2 separate regions of the Mus musculus genome follow, and region 1 is linked to region 2. Evidence: chromatin loops called from intact Hi-C (ENCODE). Cell type or tissue: gastrocnemius. All regions are shown on one strand. Each heading gives the region's core, and the rest is flanking DNA. Links, peaks and the distances in the headings are about the cores only. Region 1 overlaps Mtmr7 (myotubularin related protein 7). Region 2 overlaps Slc7a2 (solute carrier family 7 (cationic amino acid transporter, y+ system), member 2).

The links. Hi-C counts contacts between places; a loop is a spot of excess contacts. Peaks named below come from ENCODE experiments on the same cell type or tissue, not always from the same donor. Only the 100,000 strongest peaks of a DNase experiment are listed, where the experiment ranks them.
Region 1: it touches region 2 in a loop (2.3-fold over the local background); 1 of 42 quality-filtered maps calls a loop at or near these places.

The regions. Positions count from the first base shown.
Region 1 is chr8:40,603,271-40,615,667 of GRCm38, forward strand. Mtmr7 (myotubularin related protein 7) reads right to left here. Exons shown (of 14, transcript NM_001040699.1): 2 at 5,624-5,746; 3 at 3,489-3,651. Among named protein-coding and RNA genes, the nearest start is that of Mtmr7, 25 kb to the right of the region's middle. In gastrocnemius, for the core only: a CTCF peak has its summit at 6,680 (motif pointing right); DNase peaks (open chromatin) are centred at 6,711 and 6,868; H3K4me3 peaks cover 196 bases; H3K27ac peaks cover 3,273 bases.
Region 2 is chr8:40,868,617-40,881,013 of GRCm38, forward strand. The region is part of intron 1 of Slc7a2 (solute carrier family 7 (cationic amino acid transporter, y+ system), member 2); the gene reads left to right. Among named protein-coding and RNA genes, the nearest start is that of Slc7a2, 12 kb to the left of the region's middle. In gastrocnemius, for the core only: no CTCF peak of the experiment used is centred there; DNase peaks (open chromatin) are centred at 6,670 and 10,527; H3K4me3 peaks cover 1,127 bases; H3K27ac peaks cover 3,210 bases.

The sequences.
Region 1 (12,397 bases), core at 2,148-10,147, 270 kb before region 2:
ACCAGGATACAGAACTGCGGAGTTTGTTAGACCAGAAGCTAATTACCAAAAGCCAATTGCCTTAGATTTAAAAGTCCACTGAATTTAGCCAACTCAAAATGAATGCCACAGAACACCCACCATAGAACAGTAAGAGGACAACACAGCCTGTCACTGGGTTGTGCACCCCAAACATAAAATAATAAGCATGTCTCATCTTCACTGTGAATTTTAAGCAAGTCCAAGTTTAAATTAACATCAGGGATGTGGATGCTAACATCTTGGAAGAGGACTATCAGACTCAGACGGACATCGTCAACTAAGAGAAAGAAATGACCAGGATGGGAAATGAAGAGTCAGTGGAGCCACCTTGCAAACAGGAGGACCTGAGTTTACTCCCTGGAACTGACATCAAAAGCACCCAGGCCTGGTGGCTGAACTGGAATCTCATCACTGAGGAAGCAAAGACAGGCAGATCGATCCTGAGAATAGCAGTCTACTTGCTGTGATCCTGCTAGAGACTCTCTCTCTCAAAACACAAGGTCTGGAGAGGTACTCCAGTGGTTCAAAGTGCTGGCTGCTCTTCCAGACAACAGATCCCAGCATCACATGCAGCTCTTAACTCCAGATCTGCTGTCCTCTTCTGGCTGCTTTAGAAACTGCAAACTCATGGTGCAAACATAAACACCGTCAAATATTCATACACATAAAACAATAAAATACAAACTAAAAAACACAACGATGCAAAAGCTCTCGATGAACAATACTTGAAGCTATCCTCCAGCCTCCACACACGAGTGCACACACACAGGAATCTGTACACCGACTCACACAAAAATACACTGCCACTGGAAATTTGCTCAAGCATCAATGGCTTAGACAACATAAAAGTTTCAAATTAAGCAGATGAGACAAACTCAATCATGGGATTTTTGAAAGCCATGGTAAATATAGAGTTGTGGGTATAGCCCGGAGTGGTAAAGTAAGCCCTTTGCATGGGTGAGGTTCTAGGTTCGATTCCCACCACCAAAGGGGGAAAATATGCAGAAGAATTGGGAAATAAGATGACTTTAAAAGACTGTAATTTAAAAAAGAAAGGAGGGGAAAATAAACATAAGAAATTATTTAAGATTGAAGGACACACAAACACTAAAGTAGTAATATAATTGATACAAAAATAAACAGCAGGAGGCAAATTAGAAGGATGAATACAGGGATTGGGCATGTGGGAAAACTGAGCCCTTTGAGAAACAGAGGTCCTTTCCTCAGAGAATCTCAGATGCTCACGAGTCTGTGAGACCCAGCAGTTTAACGGAACTTTTCATCCTTGGGTCCAACCTCTCTTTTGACTGACCTGACACCGATCCTTTCTAATCCATGACCAAATGCTTATGCATCTTTGTTAACGTGAGATGCAAACCAGTGAAATTTCTTCCAATTTTCCAGTAGTCCCAGAAATCCTAAGGACCTATAGAGCTTAGGAAATAGCTCCTTCATAGGTCTTGAGATGAAGTACATAACCGGAAGAGACTGAGTGACAGAGGACCCGGCACTGCGCATTTCCTTCACCAGCTGACTCTTACCCTCCCCCTTCTCCCTCCCTCTCCTTACTCTGACTTGCCTATAGGGGGAATAATGACTTATTTTGTCAACTCTGCCCTGATGATCTGTGACAAACCATGTGTGCCTCATGTCTGAGTCTCTCTACCTCTGCTCATCTCCCTGACTTCAGACCTGCAGATCACGTGCCATGGCCTCAGCGCTGCAGGCAGTAGCTTTAGAACTGCCGAGCCTTTGTATGCCTCCCCACACTTATTGCATCACCGTGCGTTGCCTAACCTGATGTTTTTAATCCCAGTGTTTCAGAACGCTAGGGACATTTTAAATCCACTCAGGTGATAGTTTTAATTAAATTCACTGCTATGTTTTCTCTTATGGAAAGGGTAGCCAATCAAGACATTGGCACCATCTGAAATCTAGTGACTGAAATGTCACCTTTTAAGAAAACGCATTCATTTTTAAAAGCAGATGGACCCTCACAGTAAGTCCTAGCACTTTCCGCTCCCACCACAGCCTTCCCACCCTTAGAGCTACTCTTTCAGCTACTAAGCCCTTCCCCGTTCTGCAGCTATTCCTAAATCCCATTAATCCAGTTGGAGTACATTTATTACCCTGCACATCCATTAATCAGTGACACAGAAGTTGCTGGCACACAACTCCTCCGGCAAGCTCTGCTGCATGCAGCCTAGCCTACATCTTCCCAGAACTGCTGTTCCAATTATAGACTACCCTCCAAAAGAGTTCAACTGCTTTCCTGGCTCACTCTGCAGTTATTCTTAACACGCTAGGAGGTGGGGAAAGGTCTCAGCTTGAAAGAAGAACAAAGCAAAGTCAAAACCACCAGATTGTGACCATTCCCAGGCCCCATTTCCATGAAGGAGCACTGGCTCTAAGCTCCCTACAGTCCTGTCCTAAGGAAGTCAGGACCCAGCCTAGTGCCTTGCAAAGGTCGCCAACTTCTCATCATTTTGTAAAGAAACTATAAGCACATATCCTTTTTGCCTACTGAAGCCTTCCATGTGACTCTGAAGTACAACCTCGATGGTATCTTTTTACTGTAATTCCCAGGAAGCCTGGATGCATACCTCCTTTGAGCAAGCTCACACAAGCCTGGCAGAGAGTCAAGGAACACTTCTCTAAAGGTATATAGTGAGTTCTCCAGCTAAAGACCCAAATACTACACGGGCTAGAACAAGGCAGTTACACAAGACTGCCCATTTTCCATGTCCAAGCATTCTTCCCACCACGTGTGTGGTGGTGGTGGTGGTGGTGGTGGTGGTGGTGGTGGCGGCGGCGGGTCTGTTTGGGAGTACCAACGGGAACTTCACCAACAGTCACGGATGCTAACAAAAGCCTAGGCAGTTGTTACTAATGATCAAATCAAGCATATATTCCTCAAAACCCTAGCTGAACAAAACATGCAACACAGTGGCTCTCACCCCTGTAATTCCAGCCCTGAGGAACCTGTGACATTGGGCCACTCAAAGCAGCATAGTAAGATCCTGTCTCAAACAAACAAACAAACAGACCGACAGACAAACAACCTAAGAAAGTAGGACACTCTGGGTGGGGAGGAACACACTAAAGTTTTGGATACAAATGTTTTCCACACTAAACAACCTGTGCGTTCTATCTTAGGCCTCATACTAAGTGACTCAATTAACAAAGTTGTATAATTTTTTTAAAGTGATTTCAGACGGAAAGACAAACACATTATAACCACTATCTAGGAAATTTAAGAATACAAAGGTTATCAAAAGAGGCCTGTGTGGTAAACAGCTCAGAGGAGCCCGCAAAACGAACAAGGTTAATGGGTCAGGTGATTAGTTGGGCAAGAATGACAACCAAGTCCTAAAACACTGCTATTCCTAAGCATAACAGGAACCCTGCCACGTGACTTGTGCCTCTCTCCAGAAGTCACACGTCAGATGCCGAGTCTCTTTGCCTACCTGGCCGTGCAAGGCGTATCAGAGAGATGTACACGTCGTGGCAGTCTCTCTCCTGTGGAATGACAAGTTGTACGATCTGGAAGTTCTTGCAGCGAATAAGCAGAGGGCAGCCCGTAGCTGTTGTCGCCTGCTTTTCAATGGTGGAGATCTGACTGTGCAGAATCTGGGACAGAAAGTTAACACGAGGAGTACCGTAAGCACGAATAAGAAGCAAAACTGACAAAGGGCAGACAGGTCTCTGAGCCACACAGACAAGAAACAGTCCTCAAAAGTAGGCCTCGCTCAACCCCCACACTCTGCTTACAAGAGCTGGAGGGTTCCACCTAAAACTCCACTATAAAAAATCTGTAACTTAGTTTTCAGTACCAAGCTTTGATATCCACAATTATTATTTTGAAAGACTATTCTGCATTTAAATTTACACAGCTCCAGGTAGGGGAACATTTGGGCAGTCAAATGCTGGATGCGTTTAATAGCTAAATTTAAATAAGGTCATGGGAAGTCAGTAAAATAAACTTTGGCAATCAGTAAGAGTTAGAGATGGCTCCACTGGGAAGTGCCACCATGTTCCTTAATTCCACGTGGGATGTTCAAGTTCAATAACCCCTTGTTCTCTAAGCTGTTGGTGGTCAGGCAGTCTGCAAAGGAAAATGTTTCACTTTCCAACTGTCTGTTGTTTTTAACAGGCAGATCACAGTACAGAGTGCTTTCCTGATGGATACGATGTGAAATGATTAAATCAAGCTAACTAGTATATACAATACAACCATAAACTTCTGAGCTATCATTTCATGGTGATATATTTGAAATTTTCCAAAGATATTTTGAAATATATATATTATGATCCACTATAAACCCATGTATACAATATGCTTGATCTCAAAGCCTAGCCCTCTGCTCTATCTGAGTCTTCTGGTTACTCTGATCAATAACTCCCCATCCCCTTCTGGTTACTCTGATCAATAACTCCCCATTCCCCTCCCCTGACCTCTTCTACAGCCTCTGGAATAAACCACCATTCCATTAAGAAAATAGGTTGATAAGAAAATAAACCAGCCCGGTAGCGGTGGCGAACGCCTTTAATCCCAGCACTTGGGAGGCAGAGGCAGGCGGATTTCTGAGTTCGAGGCCAGCCTGGTCTACAGAGTGACTTCCACGACAGCCAGGGCTATACAGAGAAACCCTGTCTAAAATAAACAAAACAAAACAAAACAAAACCAAAAAAAAAAAAAACCCAACAACAAAAAAAGAAAATAAACCATTCTGGACCGTGTCTTTTGAGGAGATCCATGTTCTGTCCTTAAGGGCAGTCCTCCATGAAGTTCCTGACTACTGTGAGGTACTGGCTACCCTTCTGGTGCTAAGTGTATGCCTGTCCACGGGGTAAGGAATGGAATCTACAGGTCAAGATTTTGGCCATGGGTTATAAGGCCATGTTTGTCTTGCTATACAACGTCAGAAATGTCTACTGGTTTGATGATTAGGCACAAAAGTTCCTGGTTATGGGACTAGTCTCTAGCTTTCCTTTTCTTTTAAAAATTACCAGAAAAGTAATGTTAACATTGTAAAATAATAGAACCGATAATTTAGAAGTCCCTGCAAGGGAGGGGGGGGCCCTGATGCTCCAACCTCATTGGAGGAACTCTTGGCAACTGAGAGCTGTAGAGAAAGGGAGAGTCACCCGCTTTTGAGGACATGGCCTCAACAATATAACCATGTGCATATATCCAGTCCTAACCGGACTCAGGGCATTATTAACAACAATAAAAAGGGGAAATGAAGTTGAAACGGAGGCAGGATCAGGCACTAAGGGGGATGGAGGGATGCCTATGAGCAATGTATGAAACATTCAAACAATAACAGATGTGTGTAAAACATCCTACAAAGGACAGTTATAACACATCAGGTGCTGTCGCATGCGACACCTGGTAGGACTGAAGATCTTCCCGGCCATGCATAGGCTCCAGCAGCTTCAGCCACTGCTAGCACATTCATCCATCCCATCTTAGGGCTGTGAAGGAAATTCCTTTTCTAATACATCTCAGAAATCGCTCCCAAAAATGCCCCCAAAAGTCCACGGTCCCCATCCTGAAACCAATGAAAAACATGTAAGGCTAAAGATGCAGATGTCATACCCAGGTTTCTTTTCTTGTGTCAGGTGCATTTTCCACGAATATGACGTGAGTGGCCGTCAGATACAAAGTTCCCAGCGCTGCCTTTTTACAAGACACTCTGTCTACCAAGCGCACGTTTTCAACCTAGAGACGTTGGGTGAAAATCAAAAGAGCCAATCACAAAATATCCAGGAACCTTATATTTACTCTAAAACTTACACGGGAGAATGTCTCCAATAATTAAACCAAAATACGCCCCTTGGCTCAGCAGCAGACCATGATAATGTGTATCAAATAATAAAATACCAGTTACGAAAATGTGATTTTAAATGTGCCACAAAACATTTACGTAAGTGTTTTGGGAAGGGCAGTACACACTCTTAAGTGCTGAGCCATCTCTTTAGCTCCATGAAACACAGCTCCCTTGATCCCCTGACTGAAGTCTAATATTACAGTCTAATAATGAAGTCTAATATTTCCTTGACTTTTACACAGGTCAGTATTTTATTTCATTGTAGCTATACAACATTTTGCACATAAGTCAGCACATGCATGCATTAAAGCCTTGCATTTACATAACGACAGTGTGTGAATATGAGCTAAGTTCTATCAAAAAGAAACACTATGCTTTTCCACGCGTCTGTAAAGTGGAAGACAGGGCACGTGGATGTTTGCCTTCACATAAACGACCATAGTAAGAAATATAAAAAGGTTCATAAGGAGACCATGAAGATTGAGAACTGCTTCCATTCACTGGTGAATCCTTCTAACGATACTGGAACTCTCCTCCGAATGTTGGGTGTGTGGAAAGTATCACGTATTTGTGCATTTTGATGCAGAACAGTTTCAGGGATACTGCAGTAGGTCTGTGTCACGACACACCACAGGAAGGACAACACAACCTGTACTGGCTGTGTGGAAACAGCAGTACAATGACCTCTTTACGGAAACAGCTCCTTTTTATTTCAAGGTTTATTTTGTTTTCAGTTATGTGCGCTGGGGTGGGGGCTGTGCATCGAAGTGCAGGTGCCTTAGCAGGCAAGAAGAGGTCACTGGATATCCTGGTGCTGTGTTGGGAGCCGCCCCCACATTCGCCGTCACAAGATGGCGCTGACATCCTGTGTTCTAAGTGGTAAACAAATAATCTGCGCATGTGCCAAGAGTAATTTTCCACTACATGTACTCTGCCTTTACTCGGCCATGGGCTGCAGCCAATCAGGGAGTGATGCGTCCTAGGCGAAGGATAATTCTCCTTAAAAGGGGACGGGGTTTTCCGCCATTTTCTCTCTCTTGCTCTGCGCTCTGGCGCGCTGGCGCTCTGGCTCCTAAAGATGTAAGCAGGGGGCTTTCGTTTTTGGGCTTGGGGGCTTGCGCTCCTGCTCCTGAAGATGTAAGCAATAAAGTTTTGCCGCAGAAGATTCTGGTTTGTTGTGTTCTTCCTGGCCGGTCGTGAGAACGCGTTTAAGAGTGCTGAGGCTGCAGGAGCCTGTGAGCCACAAGACCTTGGGAAGGGTAGTACACGCCCTTAAGTGCTGAGCCATCTCTTTAGCTCCATGAAACACAGCTCCCCTGATCCCCTGAATTAAGTCTAATATTGCAGGTTTCACTTCTTCTTTGACCCACAACTATTTAATAAGCATATTTTGTCAGTTCCCTATGACTATTATTTTATTTAATTTACTAAACATTCTATTCTGAACTAACTCTAAGGACACTGTCATGAAGCAGCTATGGAAGGAAAAAATGAGGATATGTTATCTTTATAGCATTTCTTTGAGAAGGGAAACTATTTAGCTGTTTAAAGTTGTATAGCTAAAATATCTAGGGTCGGTATACGAATTAACAGTATGTAAAAATGAAATATAAATCATTTTTTTATACCCTGAGGACTAGTGAAACTGAACTTCATTCTAATACTGAACTATGGTAATATTTTACGGCGAAAGCCTTCAGTATAGACTATTTTCCCCTCAGAAATGAGAGAGTCGATGCCACTTTAGAGTATTTTTAGAAACAGAGTAGAACAGAGCGAGGAGGAGCACTTGCTGGCGGATGGGGGGAGACTTAATGGAATTATTCCCATGTCTCTTTGTTAACTTTGGATGCTGCTGCAGGAAAATTAAATTTCAAAGTTTGGCAATCACTCTGACAGGTCCCAGAGCTGTCATAAGCAATTTTGAAGCTATAGAAGACAAAAAGAAATGGAGGATAAATAAATGAGAGAGAGAGAAAAAAAACACCAAAATGACCCGTATGTTAAACAATACCAGAAATGGGTAACCAACGCGACAATTAATTTCATTCCTCAGTATACAGAGCACATGAGGACAGCCATATTCAGGGCCCACTTCACAGTCTGTGCTTAGGTAGCTGGAACAACCTCAAATGAAATAAATCCCCTCAATTCTGGCGCCACCCTGAAAACCTACTAGTTTAATAGCTGTGCCTCAGTGGTGAGCTAGCTCAAGCCTATTTAATCTCCACGGCAATGAGGCTGCTCCTATCTGAAGATGAGACCTGGGAGCCTACTTATTTCTTGGACAAAGTCATCACAACTTGCTCGCCTGTTCCAGAGACTACGGACACGCCACACAGGGGCACATACGCTGTAAGTGGCTTTTAATATATGCTAAGAAAGTGACACCCGTTTCTTCTGGATTGTGCATTTACCACAAATGTGATATTTTTAAATGAGATCCACCTATGTCATTAGTGGGATAGCACACCCATGTTATTTAGTGGCTATTGCTCTTTGCTTCCTTTGTAGGACATAAAACTCTGATGCTTATTAGTGGTGTCTGAGATCTGCTCAAATGACTCTGGCATCCTAGCAAGTGTTTAAGTCCTAGGACCAAAAGAGGTAACCTTGAAGAGTTATGTCAACTGGGGAAAGAAGGCATCTGAGGAAACGCACTGTTTGAAGTTCTCAGCGAGAAAGCACACACTTAGGAAGAGTCAGGTCAGATGCTATAAGTAACATTCTCTTGTCAGGGCACAGAGGAAACGTTTATGTCAGCTGCTGTTGAGACCTGGAATAAGGGAGAGCTGATATGGTCGACACTTTAGCAAGCAGGGGCCTGGGAACACCAGGACTGGAAGCTATACAGAGCCACCAGAAGCATCAACTCGCAAATGCTGAGACTGCAAAAATTCTGTCCATATGGAAGTGGGGGCATGGTGGGATAGAATCAGAGGCCATTCTGGTCATTCACAGTCCACCCCAGAGACTTACAACCAAAGACATTTTAAAGAAAGGTCTACTGTCAGGACACAGTCCAAGAATGTAGTTACAGGAGAGGGATCCTGAGCCCTTATGAGAAAATTCCAAGAAAGCAAGCATCGATGACCTCAGTTTCTTGTGATGTGTCTCTGTGCTCCTACCAGATGTTGCAGATAGGAGTGAGTTTACTCCAGAGTTTATGACTCATCTGCCTCTGTGGAGAAGCAAACTTGCAGCCTGTCCTGGTGACTGAACACTGGTGACTCTCCCTAGCCCTTTGAGTATAAACTGTCTGATGCTCTAAATAAAGTTGGCTACTGCATGAGACTTTAGCCCCACTCATTCTTAGGCCCCAATCTCCCAGGTTCATGGCTAATTAGAGCAGTCAACTGTATATTAATTAGTATTGCCCATAAGAGCACCCGTGCCTGTGCTACAGGCAAGCGGTAAATGATTCTAGATGTCTGTGAGGCTGTTAGGGTCTTACACTGGAAAGGACGAGAAAAGACCCATTTTTTAGGATCACAGGGATCACTGAGCAAAGACTTCTTTATGCAACTCATGAAAAACTCTTCTCCAATTCTATGAAGCTTCTTAATCATTTTTTGATTGGTTGGTTTTTTTGTTTTGTTTTGTTTTGTTTTGTTTTTGTTTTGTCTGTGTTTTGTTTTATTGACATAGGGTTTCTTTGTATAGCCCGGCTGGCCTAGAAGTCTTTGTAAACCAAGCTGGCTTCAAATTTAGAAGGATCTGCCTGCCTCCGCCTCCTGAGTGCTGGGATCAAAGGTACATACCACCATGCCCTACCATTTTCTTAGCTTTTAAAACTGGTTTGTTTGTTTTCCAACTGTGGGACAAGTCCTATTTCACTTCATGTTTAAGCATCTCGTAATGTATAAGGGAGAAATCATGCCTAGAAGCACCACCCAAGCACAAGCAACGTTCATCCTTTAGAACACTGTGGAAAACATCTATGCTTCACTGTAAGTGGGTGTCATGAGGTACCGGGGTGTGGGAGGGAACAGTTCCCAGGAGAGCAGGGAGGAATCCAGTCTGCCTGCAGCATCAATCCAGCCTTAGTCAAAACTGTCCAGTCACACAAACCTTGGGAGTTTGGAGACTCAGAGTGTAATTAAGGAAGAGGCAGGCCCCATACATAGCTGCACCAGGGAGTAAAGATGGACAAGAGACGCTAAGACAATCAGTAACAAGATGTGCAAGGGAAGAAAGAAAACGTGGAAGCCGGCAGGCACTCTCGGGACTGTTTTGGCCTTCTAAAGGAAAGAGAAGAGAGGTATTCAATATCCCAAGAAGCATCACACATATCAGCCCCAATCCAAGCTGTCATGGGCCGTATAAAAAAACAAAAAAACAAAAAAAAAACAAAAAAACAAAAAAAAAAAAAAGAAAAAGAAAACCCAGCAGTAATACAGAAAAAGAAAGTTTTCAGCTGTGTTCTATATTGTGCCATGCATTACACCATCACTCTGCACATCTGACCTCCTAGCAGAACACTCACCAGTCAGGGATATGAATTCACAATCACCTCAAGCAATATTATACATAAAATCTGAGTTCTGAAAACAAGGTGATTTACTTAGGTAAAACTGCAGTGCAAAAATTTCATTTTCAAACACCACCAAGACATTATTATTCCTTGAGACAAATCCAAAGACAGAAGCGTGGACACAGGAAACAAGAGCCCAAACACTGGGACAGACTGACTTTTAGGGTTCTCAGAACTAATAGAAGAGCAAAGAGTAAACACATGATTGCAGTCAACAAGACGCGCGGCACTGCGCTAGGTCCCGAGGAAAAACAAACCAAACTGGGCAGGATAGCCGTTGTATGGCCGCGGGGACTTTACAGAGTCGATGCAAAGGACTGCAACGGTTTAACATCCTTTTCTATTGCCATCTCATCTGCTGGTCTAGGCTGAGAAGAATAAAGGACTTTTTAAGCTTTTCTAGGACAAGGCTGAAAAGCTTCAATCAAAACACAGGGCTCCATCTCCCACTGCCAGGTCTGAAAGCAGACACCCTGGCTGCAGAACAGCATCCTTCCTCTTTCCATTTCTGCCTAGGAGTCAGGAGGTGGATCTTATAAATCACCAAGAAACAGGACCTCTCTCCAGCAATTCTCACCACGCCTTCTGTTAATCTCACCATAAGAGGATATTGCTTTCCATCCTGCAGGTCAGATACAGGACTGGTAACTCTCTGGGTTCCAGAATCATCTGAGACTACCTGGGTTAAGAACAGCTGCCATGCCGGACAAGGAATTCACAGGTAGAGTTACCATTCAGTGAAAAGGATGGGGGAAGGACCAATGGCAGTGGCCACAAAGTGTTCTTGGCCAAATACCAAGTCTTCACTGCTATATAAATTAGGCTGAAGGTCACTGTCAATCATTTAGGGGAAGAGATCCAGCGACTGTTGAACAGAGAGAAATCAAAATGTCTGCAGCAGCCAAAACCTATGACAAGTTTATGTTCTAATCTAAGAAAAGCAGCTAGATAAATAGTTTGCCATGCTAAATTTGGTATCGTGACATTTTCTGACTCTACCAACATGAAAAGGAAAGTATTCACAAGTCAAGACGCCCGGGCTCTGGATCGGGTTCCGAAATGGGACTGCTAGGCAGAGGCAGTTAAACTCTCTGCTTCTGGTCTGCAGGAACAACCTAAATAAATGGCTTTAACTTCTCCTCCACTCTAGGATGCCATAGCTCTCTCTCAACAGTACAGAGATCACCCAGAACACAAGACAGCCACCGTAGAAACATACATGGCAGTGACGAAGTCACATGGGAAGGTGGCTGACCAACAGAAAACTCTTCCAGCTTTCTAAGGAAAGGAAGGTATAGCCTTTGCCACAACAGTATCTGAACCAGTCCAGAAGCTATACTGTTCAACACAGCTCTAAGCACAGAGTGGAGCCATGAACACCCCACATGTAGGCACACCTTCCTAGTTGTTGGTGGGTCTTCAGGCTAAGATCTCCTGTCTTACAACCCTCTTGCATTTTCCTCTTCTGATAAGTTAGGAAATGACTGGCTGCATGCTACAGTATCTGGAAGATCTCTTGAGTTATTTCTACCTGCCATAATTATAGTTTGGTTTTAAGTATGAATTGGTGGCCTTATTATAGCATTAAAGATAAAGCCTTTGGTTGACTTAATGAAACAATCATCAGGATCTCTACTTTGGCATTACATATAATATGATGCCATTTGTCTTAAAGTTGAATAAAAAAAGCCTTTCTGGGCTAGTGAGACAGCTCAGTCAGTGGAGAGGCTGTGAGTTCAATCCCAGAACTTGTAAAACCAGAACTGTAAAATCCCAGTATTGTAAAACCAGGCAAGGATCATAGATCAAAACTCCAACCTCCAGTTTCCTGAAAACTCCCATCAGACTCCAATGTAGTAGTGAAAAGGCCTAATGAAGCTGGAGAAGTGACAAGCAAGCTGGCTGGCCATCTGAGCCCCATCTGTTCTCTTCTTGTTTGATGGGGAAACCCTGTGTCCATTGAGAACAGCCTAGTTTCCTGATCCTCCCATGACTCATAGCAGTGTCC
Region 2 (12,397 bases), core at 2,969-10,968:
GTAGACAGCTAGAGTTTCTACAAATTGGGATAAGAACCTCACAATACAGAAGCCACACCAATGCCTTAGGAAGGTACCTGGAGAAAGTCTGCAGAGTCTACGTGGGGAATTTTTGGTCAGAGGTTCTGTCTCCTTGCTGGTTTATGATGGTGTCCAATTTCCAAGGTAAGTAGAGCAGTTGGGGACTCACTATGAGATCAACTGGTGGAAAGGTAAGCTTTTCCATCCCCAGTGATTGATGTGATCATCAAAGTAGACAGAACTATAGAGTAGCCTGAGTTTTTGGTAACAGGCTTTTTCCAGGGGAAACTATACTCAACTCGACACAAGCTATCAGGGAGAGACTTCATAGTATCATAAAGATGACTGGCCTCTTTGTACCATGGTGAAAATGTTCCCATGGATCTCCGAAGTCATAGTCTTTTTTTGCCAAATTCTCAGATTCACAGATTTCAGTGTGTGCCTATGGGCCAGGGATTGAATTTGACTCAATTTTATCAAAAGATCATCTCACTTGAGGATTTATAGCCACACCCATAAACAGGTCAAGCAGGAATGGGTAAGAATAGTACGTAACATTGGGGTGTCTTTAAAATGGCATTGAGATTCTTCCTCCTGGTTTGCTGTACATGAAATGTAGAACTCACTGGCAGCTCCCAAACTTAAGTTGATTCGGAGCCTGACTAAATGCTACTATCAGGGAAGGAGTATACCACTTCAAGGCTTCCCCTGTGTCTACGGAGCACATGACTAGTTTGTAGCAATTACTTGCTACATTTATTTAGTAATGTGCTGAACCAGAGGCTGTGAACCCTAAAGAGCTATTTACAGTCAATTTCTCTGCTGAAGTCCATCTTTTTTGCAGAGTTTGTGTGGTTGGGATTTGTAATATTTGGTTAAGGGGGTGGAAGAGAGAAAGAAAAGGCCGTTTGATGTACTGCATTTGTGGCCCCGTGCTCACGTAGGGGGCGGGTCGGGGAGGGGGGAAGGAGTCTTGTATGTGTGCTATTCATCAAGAAAAGAGCACAGAGTGCTTTTGCGTGCCATTGAGGAACAGTGGTGGGCGTTGTTACAATTTGTAGTACTATCTGTGTAAACACCTCCTAAGCTGGTGCTCTTTTAAACTCCCGAAAGTGAACATTTCACCTCCAAAGCTGCCAGGGACTCCGGTGGAGTCAGCTTAACAGATGAAAGTCTGAAAGCTTTCTCATGAGAAAAAAGTTTCAAGGAAACTTACTCCCGGATCTTTGGCTATTTCCCTAACCCATAAAATTAATTTTCCAAATCCACTTTAGTCTAGTGTATGGATCCACGTGCACTCTATATAGCTTTACCTTATAGTAAATGCCTTTTAAGATTGTATTCTAACATAGCTAAAGCCTTTTCCCAGTGTTCTTAGACTCCAGATAGCAGCAAGGAGCTTTACCCATTCAGTAAACAATTAAGCACTTGCCATTTTACTCAGCAGTTTACAGATAGAGACTAAAATTCTCACTGAGATAGAAATTCTTATTACAGACTACATTCCATGCCAAGAGCAAATTAGTATACTATACTGAAATTAGACAGTCTTCAGATATTGATAAGAATTAACGAGGCCTAGAGAATTTTGGGGTCAGTGACACTACATTATTCTTGAGGCGTGTCAAGAGTTAACTACCCTGAGGCAATTAACTCTAAGTGTAAAACTCTTGCCTGGCAGAAAGTGCTAATCTCTAATGTAAACATTTATCTGGTCCCTACAAATTCCCTTTGTAGTCACTCCTTGCATCTGTGCTTATCTCTGGTGCTATACATTTATCTGGTTCCTTTTGAAGTCACTCCTTTTGCACCTGGAATAATTCAATGTGCCTTGTTCTGCAATTTATTCTGTATTATAAAAGTCTGATGCTCGACTGGTAAATTACATTCAGATTCAACACGCCTCTCGTGTAATCTGTCTGTCATTTTCATCCGACCTCTTTGCCTATCTGCCTAAGAAATCCCGTTCTTCACAGACCAGGGACCCAGAGAGTCTGTGGCACAAAGCTATCATATTCTCAGAAGATTCATGCATGGGTGAGGCTTGGTTGCCTGGGAATTCAGCTTGTTCTATCATATAAGACAAAACAGGGTGAGACACGATGGTGGTAGCTGGTTATGCATTCCAACTCTCCAGTACCTTTTAACTGTCTTATGAGAAATGTCTGAAATCGTGAGAAGCGTCCCAGGGTTCATTTCTTCAGTCCTTCCCCACGGACAGTTGCCGAGTTCCTGGTACTTACTTCTGTCTCAAACACAACACTAGACAAATCTAGAAGGGAGCTTGCAAGCACCTGAGAATGACATTTTAGACATCTGCCCTGACAGTTCCAAAATCAAGGATCTGAGAAATAGAACGTTGGAAATTGACACACCGGATCCAGAGGAGAATGTTAAGAATTTAGATGAGGAAGCAAGCATTGATTTGTTTCAGTGAAGGAAAAGCATAAATTGCTAGAATGCACACTTCATGCGGAATTTTGCAAGTGAACCTCAAATTACAATTCCCACTTAAAGTTTTTCGATTTTAAGATTTTTTTCAGAACCTACCATGTTCTAATATTTTGAGTATGTGAACAGTTTTAATAAATGGCATACTTTACAATGAAATGAAAGATACAGGCTTAATCTGAAAATAAAAACATTTTAAGTGTTCTAAGGCACTAAGTTAATAAGAGCTAAACGTCCAAAAATGGCACTTTTGAACAAGTAAGTGCTTTGTATTTGCTCAGAATAAGAGAAAAAAGCTGTGTGAGTTTTTTGTGTTTTTCGGATTGTCCTAGGTAACAGCTGGTTTGCACTTAGTTCAGTGACCCAAACAGAAAAAAGAGCAGACTCCGCATAAAATTTCTGTTGATGGTGCATGTTGGCCTCGCTGAAGTGGATCCTGTGAGCGTTCTGCATAACGAGCAGCACATTTGCATTGCTTGGGTCTTATTTTTCCTGGTACAGAGTACAACAGAGATATGAAGAGCAAACAACTCAGGACTGTCACTTCAAAACATCCTTGTAAATTTTTCAGAATGCTCTTCTGTGTTTCTATCTCTAGGTATGGTACCTGCCGTCTCTACTGCAAAATGCGGTAAATTATCTCACTGAGCTAACCAGAAAGTATACTAAATTACTTTTTGCAGAGATTTAAAATTTCTTAGACTGGATGTGATGGTGAATACAGGATGGGTGCCTGTAAAATTTTGATGCTTGGTATGTGGAGACAGGAGAGTCAGGAGAACAAGAACAGCCTGCGACTGTAGGAGACCCTGCCTCAATTCCCCCATCTCTTAACACAACTTCAAAGGACTTTGTCTTTTTCGCCTCTGTGCATGACCAGACCAGCCTTTCATAGTGTTTAGCTTTCATAGTGTGCAATGTTGAAAGCTGCAGAGGGTGTAGGGGCATGAGGGTGGAATGAGAAATATCCCTAAGTGCAGGCTATGGCGGCATGGTGGTCCTCTAATACCAGCATTGAGGAGGCTGAGGCAAGAGGATTTTAACCCAAGGTCAGCTAGGGCTGCATAGCAAACCTCTGACAAAAATGATGATCCTGAAGTAGAGTCGCTCTCCTAGAAGGGAGTGTGAACACCAACTGTCATCTTTGGTAATAAGAGTAATACAAAATTTTAATCTAAGAATGGGACTTTATTTCATCATGTATGACTTTAATGTATTGTATGTTAGGTCCAGGAATCAGAAGGGTTAAAGGAACTCTGATTACATCTCTCACTAGTTCGCTTGAATCAGAATTTAGGCTCTTCCCCAGAGTTGGTACAAAAGTCTTCATCTTTGAATTAAGTATAAAGTAAAGGAGGAAAAACAGAATGCAAAAAATTTGTACTCATTTCTGTCTTTGTTTTCAATAAAACGGTATGTGTAGAACAGTATTTTAAGAAGTTTCATTTACAAAGACCGGACTGCAGCTTGCACATCGTTATAGATGAAATATTTGACGTTGCTTGCTAGCATTGTTGAATTATGAGATTGCTGGCTTAGAAGAATATCTATTCCATTGCTTGGCCATTCTTACTCTGCAAACACAATCTGGCCATCACTTCTGTGTGCAGATGTAACTGGGAAAATAGATCATATTTCTAAACTGCTACTATAAATGACAACATTTTTATATTTAAAGGTAACGAATGGTTGGGGGTAGCTGTGTCTTTGGGAGAAGTCAACATTTTCCCCTTAATGTTTCAATGCTCACCACTGCATGGTTGATTTTTTTGTTTGGTTGGTTGGTTTTTTTGTCTTTGTTTTTGTTTCCATCTCTTTCCTCCAGTGCCTGGGGACAGGGGTAGTTAGAACTTCCGAAGGGTGGTTAAGTTCGTTCTGGGAGGGAGCGAGTGGCTTGTCCCTGTTCACTATCCCTGAGGATTTCCCCTGTCTACTCGTGTTCTTTCTGACCACATTGGGTTTGATGCCACTGTTGCATGAGAGATCCCAGAGTGTAGCTGGGCAGTTTATGATCTGTGGAGTGCTAATACCAGACCCCATGTGGTTCTCTTCATCTTCCCCTCCTCTACCAAAATTAAATGAGTAGTCTAGCTAAACCCAAGCCTACTACTCACTAGCTTCTGAACTGTCAATGCTAGATCTTGTGTGTACCCTCTCTGGGGTATCCCCCTAACTAATACTCTGTTGTCCCTGGCCTGAAGATTGTATTTTCTATGACCATGGAGGTGGCACAGGCTCTAGGGGTCTTGCTGCTGTGTAAGGATTCTGAACTCACCCTCTGTTGTAGCATAAGAATGACATACTTATCCTTCCCCCCTCTGTTTCCTCTCCACTGCTTTTCCCTCAGTCCTGACCGTAAATACTAACTCCAGGGTCACTGACAGCCCTTTAAGAATATAAAAACAAGGGGCTGGAGAGATGGCTCAGCAGTTAAGAGCAGTGACTGCTCTCCCAGAGGTCCTGAGTTCAATTCCCAGCAACCACATGGTGGCTCACAACCATCTGTAATAGGATCTGGTGCCCTCTTCTGGTGTGTCTGAAGACAGCTACAGTATACTCATATACATTAAAAAATAAAGCATATATATATATATATATATATATATATATATATACATACACACACACACACACACACACACACACACAAGAAGCTGAACGTGGGAGGAGGGTAAAGTCAACCCTTTAGGAAGTTTTAATTCCATCAGTTTATGCCATCATGTTAAGTGTGAGACAATTCCTCAGAAAGGGGTTAGTGGTGGATTTTCCTGGCTCTCTCTTGGATATCAGTTGGATATCTGTAAATAAAGGGATTCACTTAGAGCAGGGGTTCTCAACCTGTGGGTCGTGTCCCCTCTGGGGTCACATATCAGATATCTGGCATACCCGATATTTATATTTTGATTCGTAACAGTAGCAAAATTATAGCTATGAAGTGACAACAGAAGAAAATAATTTTATGGTTGGTAGTCACCAGAGCATGAGGCACTGTATTAGAGGGTCTCAGCATTAGGAAGGTTGAGAGTCACTGACTTAGACTAACAATTACCACATATTGAAGTCGTTTCTCCTCTTTGCCGGGTTTATTGTTGTTGCAGTTATTTACAGAGTAGAAAGAGTTCACTGGCTTACTTTTGTGTTTTGTCTCCTCTGTCTCTGAAGTATATTATTCACGTGCATTCACTAGCAGGTCCTACTTTTTGGTCAGGAGTTTCAAGAACAGCAGATACTTCATGAAGACCTACTGATCTAAAGCACTAGACCTCCCCATGGCAGGGGTTGGAGGGGGTTGGAAGTGTGGGGTGAGGGAGGGGCGGGGAGAGGCTCACTTTCAGTTTAGACCTTTGAAAGTTCAAATTTAGAGTGAGAACTCATACTGGTCATGAAAGGCTGTGTCCTTTCTGCAAGCTCCCTCATGGAAGTTGTGACATGTGCACCTGTTAATTTCACAAAATAATCTGCTGCCCTTATATCGAGTGACCTCATTTAAGATTCTTTGGCTTGCTGGTTTAAAGGTAAATTTTAAAAATGTGTGTGTGTGTGTGTGTGAGTGTGTGTGTGTGTGTGTGTGTGTGTGTGTGTTTATACCTGACATATTTGTTTTGTTTTTTGTTTTGTTTTGTTTTGAGACAGTTTCTCTGTGTAGCCCTGGCTGTCCTTGAACTCACTCTGTAGACCAGGCTGGCCTTGAACTCAGAAATCCACCTGCCTCTGCCTCCCGAGTGCTGGGATCAAAGGCGTGCGCCATTTTAATTTTGTGATACCACATTTTTATGCACATAACATAAACTCTGTGTCTAAGGCTCTTCTAAGGATCCAGTTCAGTCCTGTTAAGTACGTCCACATTGCTGCTCAGCAGCTTTTCCGTGCTTTTGATTCCTGAAACACTGAAACTCTACCCATAAGCAACCCCTGCCTACAAGAGCCTGGTACCAACCATCCTACTTTCGGTTTCTGTGAGTATGTAAAAAGAGGATTGTTTGTCCTTTTGTGCCTGGGTTGTTTTTATTTAGCACAGTGTCCTAAAGTGTCGTCCATGGTTTACTGTGTGTCCGCATTTGTTTCCTTTCTGTGTGGTGATGTGTGTGTGGGTGTGTGTGCATGCAAGCTTATGCACATTCATGTAGAAGCCGTGCTGTCATTCCTTGGCCTTGTCCACTTTATTTTTGAGAGTCTGTGATTGGCCTGAAGCCAACTCTGAAGGTGAAGGCAGGACTTCCTGAAGATCCACCTGTCTCTCCCTCCCCAGGTTCTTGGGGTCAAGCTTGGGTCCTCACACGTTAGGTAGCACTGTATCCACTGAGCTCCCAGAATCTGCTTCCTTTGTATAGCTAAGTATTACTTACTATCTCATGATATTAATACCCCACATTTTTATTCATCCTCTTATACAGCCATTCACATTAGGGGTTCATCGGGTGGTGATTCTGTTTTTAGTCATTTAGTTTACGACTCTGTTTTCCAGAGTGGTGGCACTGTTTCCCATTCCCACCAACAGCTTGCCAACTGTTTGGCTCTCAGTCTCATCCTAATTTTTGGAAGGGATTTTGTAGTTACAACGTTACTCTGATGTCTGAAAAAAAACAAAAACAAAAACAAACCCAAAGCTTTTATTCACTTTTTTTCATACACGCAGATTTAATATCTTGTTGGTGTTTTTCCAAAATTGAACAGGCTTATTCTCGGGATAGCTTGTCTGGATAATAGTGAACATCAGAGAGTGAGGGTTGCTTCGACGCACAAGTAGCAGATAAGCATTAAATATTCAGTAATGCCCACTTCTCGCCACATGTGTATGTGTTCATCCCTTGTCGGATTGCTTGGCAGCAGAAACACCACTGTTTATCTGTGATGCTTGCTTCCTTTATCCCAGAGTCTGCTGCTAATTTGACCCCAATTCTTTGGCTCCAGAAAGGAATATAAGTGAATGAAACCGTAACGCAAAACAGTAAGGAGTTTGTGGAACTAAGGTGAATGAATCAGAGACCAATCAACTTAGAAAATACTCTGTGTCCTAAAGCACGCATTACATGCTGGGAACAATGGCTCATAAACACTTGTAAAGGACTCATGGTGCTAAGCCTGATGATAATGATACAGGCCTGTAAGGCTAGTAGATGGAGATCTTGGGACAGGAGGATTGAATTCAGGGTCAGCCTGGGCAACTTAGTGAAATCCTGTCTCAAGATAAAATGGACAAGTTGGGTAAGGTACTTGTGTGACGTGCACAGAGATCTGGGTCTGATCCCTAGCACTTCATAAACCAGGGCAAGAGACTGAAGCAGGTGAGTTACACATTCCACAAGAGCCTGGGATACATAGCAAGACTGTCTTGAAAGAAAATAAACACCAAGCAAAAAAGGCAGCAAGAGTGTGTTCAGATGACATCCCAGTGGTGGATGCAACATGGGCTGGACCAAGTGAGTTAAGGGTGGAACATTCTTCTCTAATCTTTGGATAAACGTTTTTCTGCCTTGCAGGTAGGTAGCCTGGCAGAACCCTGAGTAAAAGCAGTGCCTGCTCTTTTGAATTACATGCAGCCCTGAGAGAGAGGGGGAAGGGGGAGGCAATGGCAAGTTGCAGGTAAACAGTTAACGCTAGATGGGTTGTTGCGTCAGTTGAACCTTTAAACTTAAGAAAGGTTTACCAAATCAATATTTACTTGATCTAAGTGTTATGCTCTGGTGTAATGACCCTTGACCCTTTTCCAGAGTCATCAGTAATGAGAGCATGGCTGTTGGTTTTTTCAAAACTCTCTAGTCCCTGTGGGTTTTACTGAATACAAGGGTGGGGATGATGAATGGGTGTATAGTTGGTACACTGTGTACTTTAGACTAGAACATTTGCTATGCAACCTAACTGTCGTTTTGTCTGTATGCAGAGGGAACCAGGGGCTGAGCATTGTTTTCTTTCGACACAAAAAGAACCATCAGTAGAGTCCAGCAGCAGCCCTAGCTGATACCTGCCAGAATCACGTATCCTGTAGCAACACAATGTTCCTGCTTGTTGTTACCCAACTGCTGCATTCTTTTATTGATCCTTAAGTAAGGACATGGTCTTCAGACCCAGCCCTCTCTCTTATCTTGGTAACTCTATATTGGACTACTTCATCAGGATTTAAGAAGATGGGGCTGGAGCAAGGTATCTGCTCAGGAAATTTTTGAGTTCCTGCTACATGCCAATACCCAAAGTCCCTACCTTTGTGTAGCTTACATTGTAAGGGTCTTTATACTATGTGTCATCGGGCCCTGACACACTGCCTTGTCCTCCAGGGATAGACCAGACTAGAGCAGCAAGGGAATGAAGAAAAGATAGACTCATAGACCCTGACAGAAATGTCTGGGATTGAGTGGCCTGGGCTCTCAGCTGGAGACACCACAGTACCCTGGAAGCTCTGTGTGTTTGTTAGGGTTGAAAAGAGAGGCGGTGTTATTGCATACAGCTGAACAAGGTGGGGTTCTACCTACAGATAAACAAGGAGGCAGGGTTTGTGGTGTACAGCGGGGTGGAGGAGACTGGTTTAGTTTGACCTCTGTAAGAACAGCTTCTGTAGAGGAGCAGTCTTCAGGTGGCAAGCGTCACATGGAAGAAAGCTGTGGTAGACATTTTTGGCACACACTGCCAGCACTCTCACTTGGTCTCCAGAGGAAGACCTTGCCAACCTTTGAGCCTGATGCTAATGGAATCTATAACATGGCTATGCCCATGTCAATAGCACATACTAAGGACTTCACCCACTCAGAACTTCCTGCGATCTTCACACCCCACAATGGCTATTAAGAAGTAAGAGTGATGATTCTATGTGAAAACTTCAAATAATCCTGATCCCCATCACTTCAAACACATTCCTTCCATGGAATAAGAAAATTATGTCAACTCTAACTGAATTACACTGATTTACTTTCGGGAATGGAATAAAACCCACAGAAAAACCTTTGCACAATAGAAAGGAGACATTCTTAATATTATCAGAGGTTAACTGAAATAAAATGAAAACAAAGTAAAAATATAAAAGGTAAACCTCGAAGGGTCAAGACACATTACTCCCAAACAGTTTTGAATTCAGAAATATGTGAAGACTTCAGAATATTCGATACTTGAGAAACAAAAACTTAGATTAAGATTGTGACAGGTAAATTGTGAACTGTGTACGGCCTTTTAGAAAGTACAATGCGATTGCGCAAAAATCTTCAGCTTTTTATTGCAAATAGCCTTATTTTAAATCATTGAAGGATTTTACAGCCACAAGAAATAGGCTTTCAATATTCAGCAGTGTTCCTAACATGATGCTTATCTAGATAGTTTTTCTTTATCTTTAAAGATTAATTTTTCTATAATGCTTGCCTGACAAAATACTGCATTCTCCTTCTTCAGCCAGTGGTGGCTTTGTGTATTTTAACGCTGAAAGGTTAAAATCTCATGCGGATGAAATTTTAAAATCCCAAAGCTTTTCAGATATATTTTTGGTAACACCTTGATGACCTCCAAATGTCCTTTTATTGGCTAAGTGTTAGGTTGGCAGCCAAGAGCCTGGGGACAGGAAGAATTCGGCATTTTCCCATTGCTTCTTGGTTATTTGGAGCAGAGCAAACAGAAGAGGCTTGCCAGCCATACAGACCTCGAGTACAAATGTCTATGGTTTTGAGTACTTTGTTTAATAGTGCTGAGTTTGAGTTTCATCCTCTGAAGACAGGCTGAGGTGCTGAGGAGTTAGTGATGTACGTACGTACGTCAGGAACATTGATGGGTAGGAAGAGTGAAGAGCCGCCGCTATTTCCACAGTTATATCTCAAAGTCTGGTGTGGGAAAGACTTTCTTAAAAGCAGAATCCTTTTTCTATTATGCTTTTCTCTCCATATGATGGTCTGAGATATTTGTTCCTTTTGTTTTCCTTTTCCTTCATTCCCCTGCCTCATCCCCATGGATCAGAACTAAAGAAAACACTACATCCGGCAGCCCTGTGGACTAGGAGTTTCTCTGCTGCTGCTACTATACTCAGCTGACTGATGTAACCGTTAGCTACCATTGGCCCCTCACCAAGCTACGGCGACGGATTTCTTTCCTCAAGGCATGCCCCGGGTAGTATTTCATCTCAGTTTAGAAGGCGTACTTCATAACAGGACTATTTATTCATGGAGAACTGCCTGTGCCTTGCTTTCTGGGCTGTGGTAATTAACACTTTGGTCATTCTGAGCATTCACTGTTTGCTAGTGCCCACCTAGGGGAAACTGAGCTCTTATAGAAGTGCAGACTTCAAGCTTATCTTTTCAGAATAGTGCACACACCCCAGAATGTCACCCACGGCAGCAAAATCCAATGGAAGCAAAAGGGAAAAGGAGAGGCTATATTCACTGTCGACTCCCTTGCATTCTTTCTAAAATGCTAATGCACATCACGTGCACATTGCAGCCTGTTGTGGACAGTCAGACAGAATTGGTTCTGTGTCCTAACTTGGTATGCCCAGTATCTTTGTCTGTTCAAGGTACCATGAGAAATAGCCATAGATTGAGGGCTTAAACCATGGACATTAACTTGGTATAACTCTGGAGGCTGGACCATCTGGGGGGAAGCCTGGCAGGAACTCCGGTCCGGGCTCACTTGGCTTGCAGATGGTTCCTTTGCTCTGTCTTGACATGGCGGAGGAAGAGTGCCAACTCCAGCGTTTATTAAAGACATACTTGCATCATGGGGGATGGGAGAAATCCTCCCACATGATCTCACAGAAGCCTCATTCCCTTCCAAAGTGTCTCCCTCCAGACACCATCACAGAGTTAAAACATTCGGGTGAATTGTGAGATGCAGTCCACCCACTTAGCTGGTGCTAAGTCTTTCTGGTTTTGTCACCTATAAACTAGAGGTAATAATAGCAACCATGGCACTGTGTAGTCATTGTGTTGCAGCTAGAGCCACAAATTTCACCATGTGGTTTTGTTGTTGTTGTTGTTTTGTTGTTGTTGTTGTTGTTTTGATTGGTGGTTTAGTTCCAAGGAGCTCTGGGTGTACTGGTTAATATTGATGTACCTCCTATGGGGCTTCAAACCCCTTCAGGTTATATTATTATTTATATATTTATCATATAATATATATTTAAATATCACTGCCTTGCTACTAGTCTTATTATTGCTCTGTGAGTGCAGAACTGACGTATAGCATCCTAAAGTATCCAAAAAAGCCTGTCCTTCCAGCTATATGCTCTTAGGTACTTAACAAATTGTTGCAGAGCTGAAATATTTGAGGCTGAAATGAACTTTTGTAAACCTGTTGGGCTGAGTGTTTTGGGTTTTTTTTTTTTGTTTTTATTTTGAAAGAAAACACATAGTACCGAAATGATATTTGGTCCTAGGTTTGTTGACATTATTGATTAAGCTAACATATGCACGGTAACTATAATTCCTTTACCGATTCTATTCTCTTCCTCCTTTTCCCCTTGAGCCTTTTTAGAATACTTGCTGTTTAAAAAAGAAATCCACTTAAAGTACGAAATTGTATATTTTGGTAGAAGGAGGACAAAGAAGTATTTATGTTTCAGAAGAAAATGGAGGGAAATACTTGTAGGGGTTAGGCAATGCTTGGTATACATTGTGGTTTTCCCATATAAATAAACAAACAAAGGATGCTTGTAAATGACCTGGGCTTGTCCTTTGTGATTCGTGGTAAGGGAACAGCGCGTGTGGCTGTAAAAACTTACATCAGATTCCCTTGGCAGGGTGCTGATAGCCCTTTTAGGCAGCATTTCTATGCTGGTAGTTTGATTGACGCTCCTACGTGCTGTGGTAGAATATGCCTTTCCATCCACCTTAGTGCCTGTCTGCCATCATGTACTGCCTCAGAAACTTCCCTAGTCAGAGAACACAGTGAAGACAGCCATGCCAGGCAGGACTTGGCTGTCCGTGAGCCCCAGAGAGGGGTTCTTCATAAGAAGGAG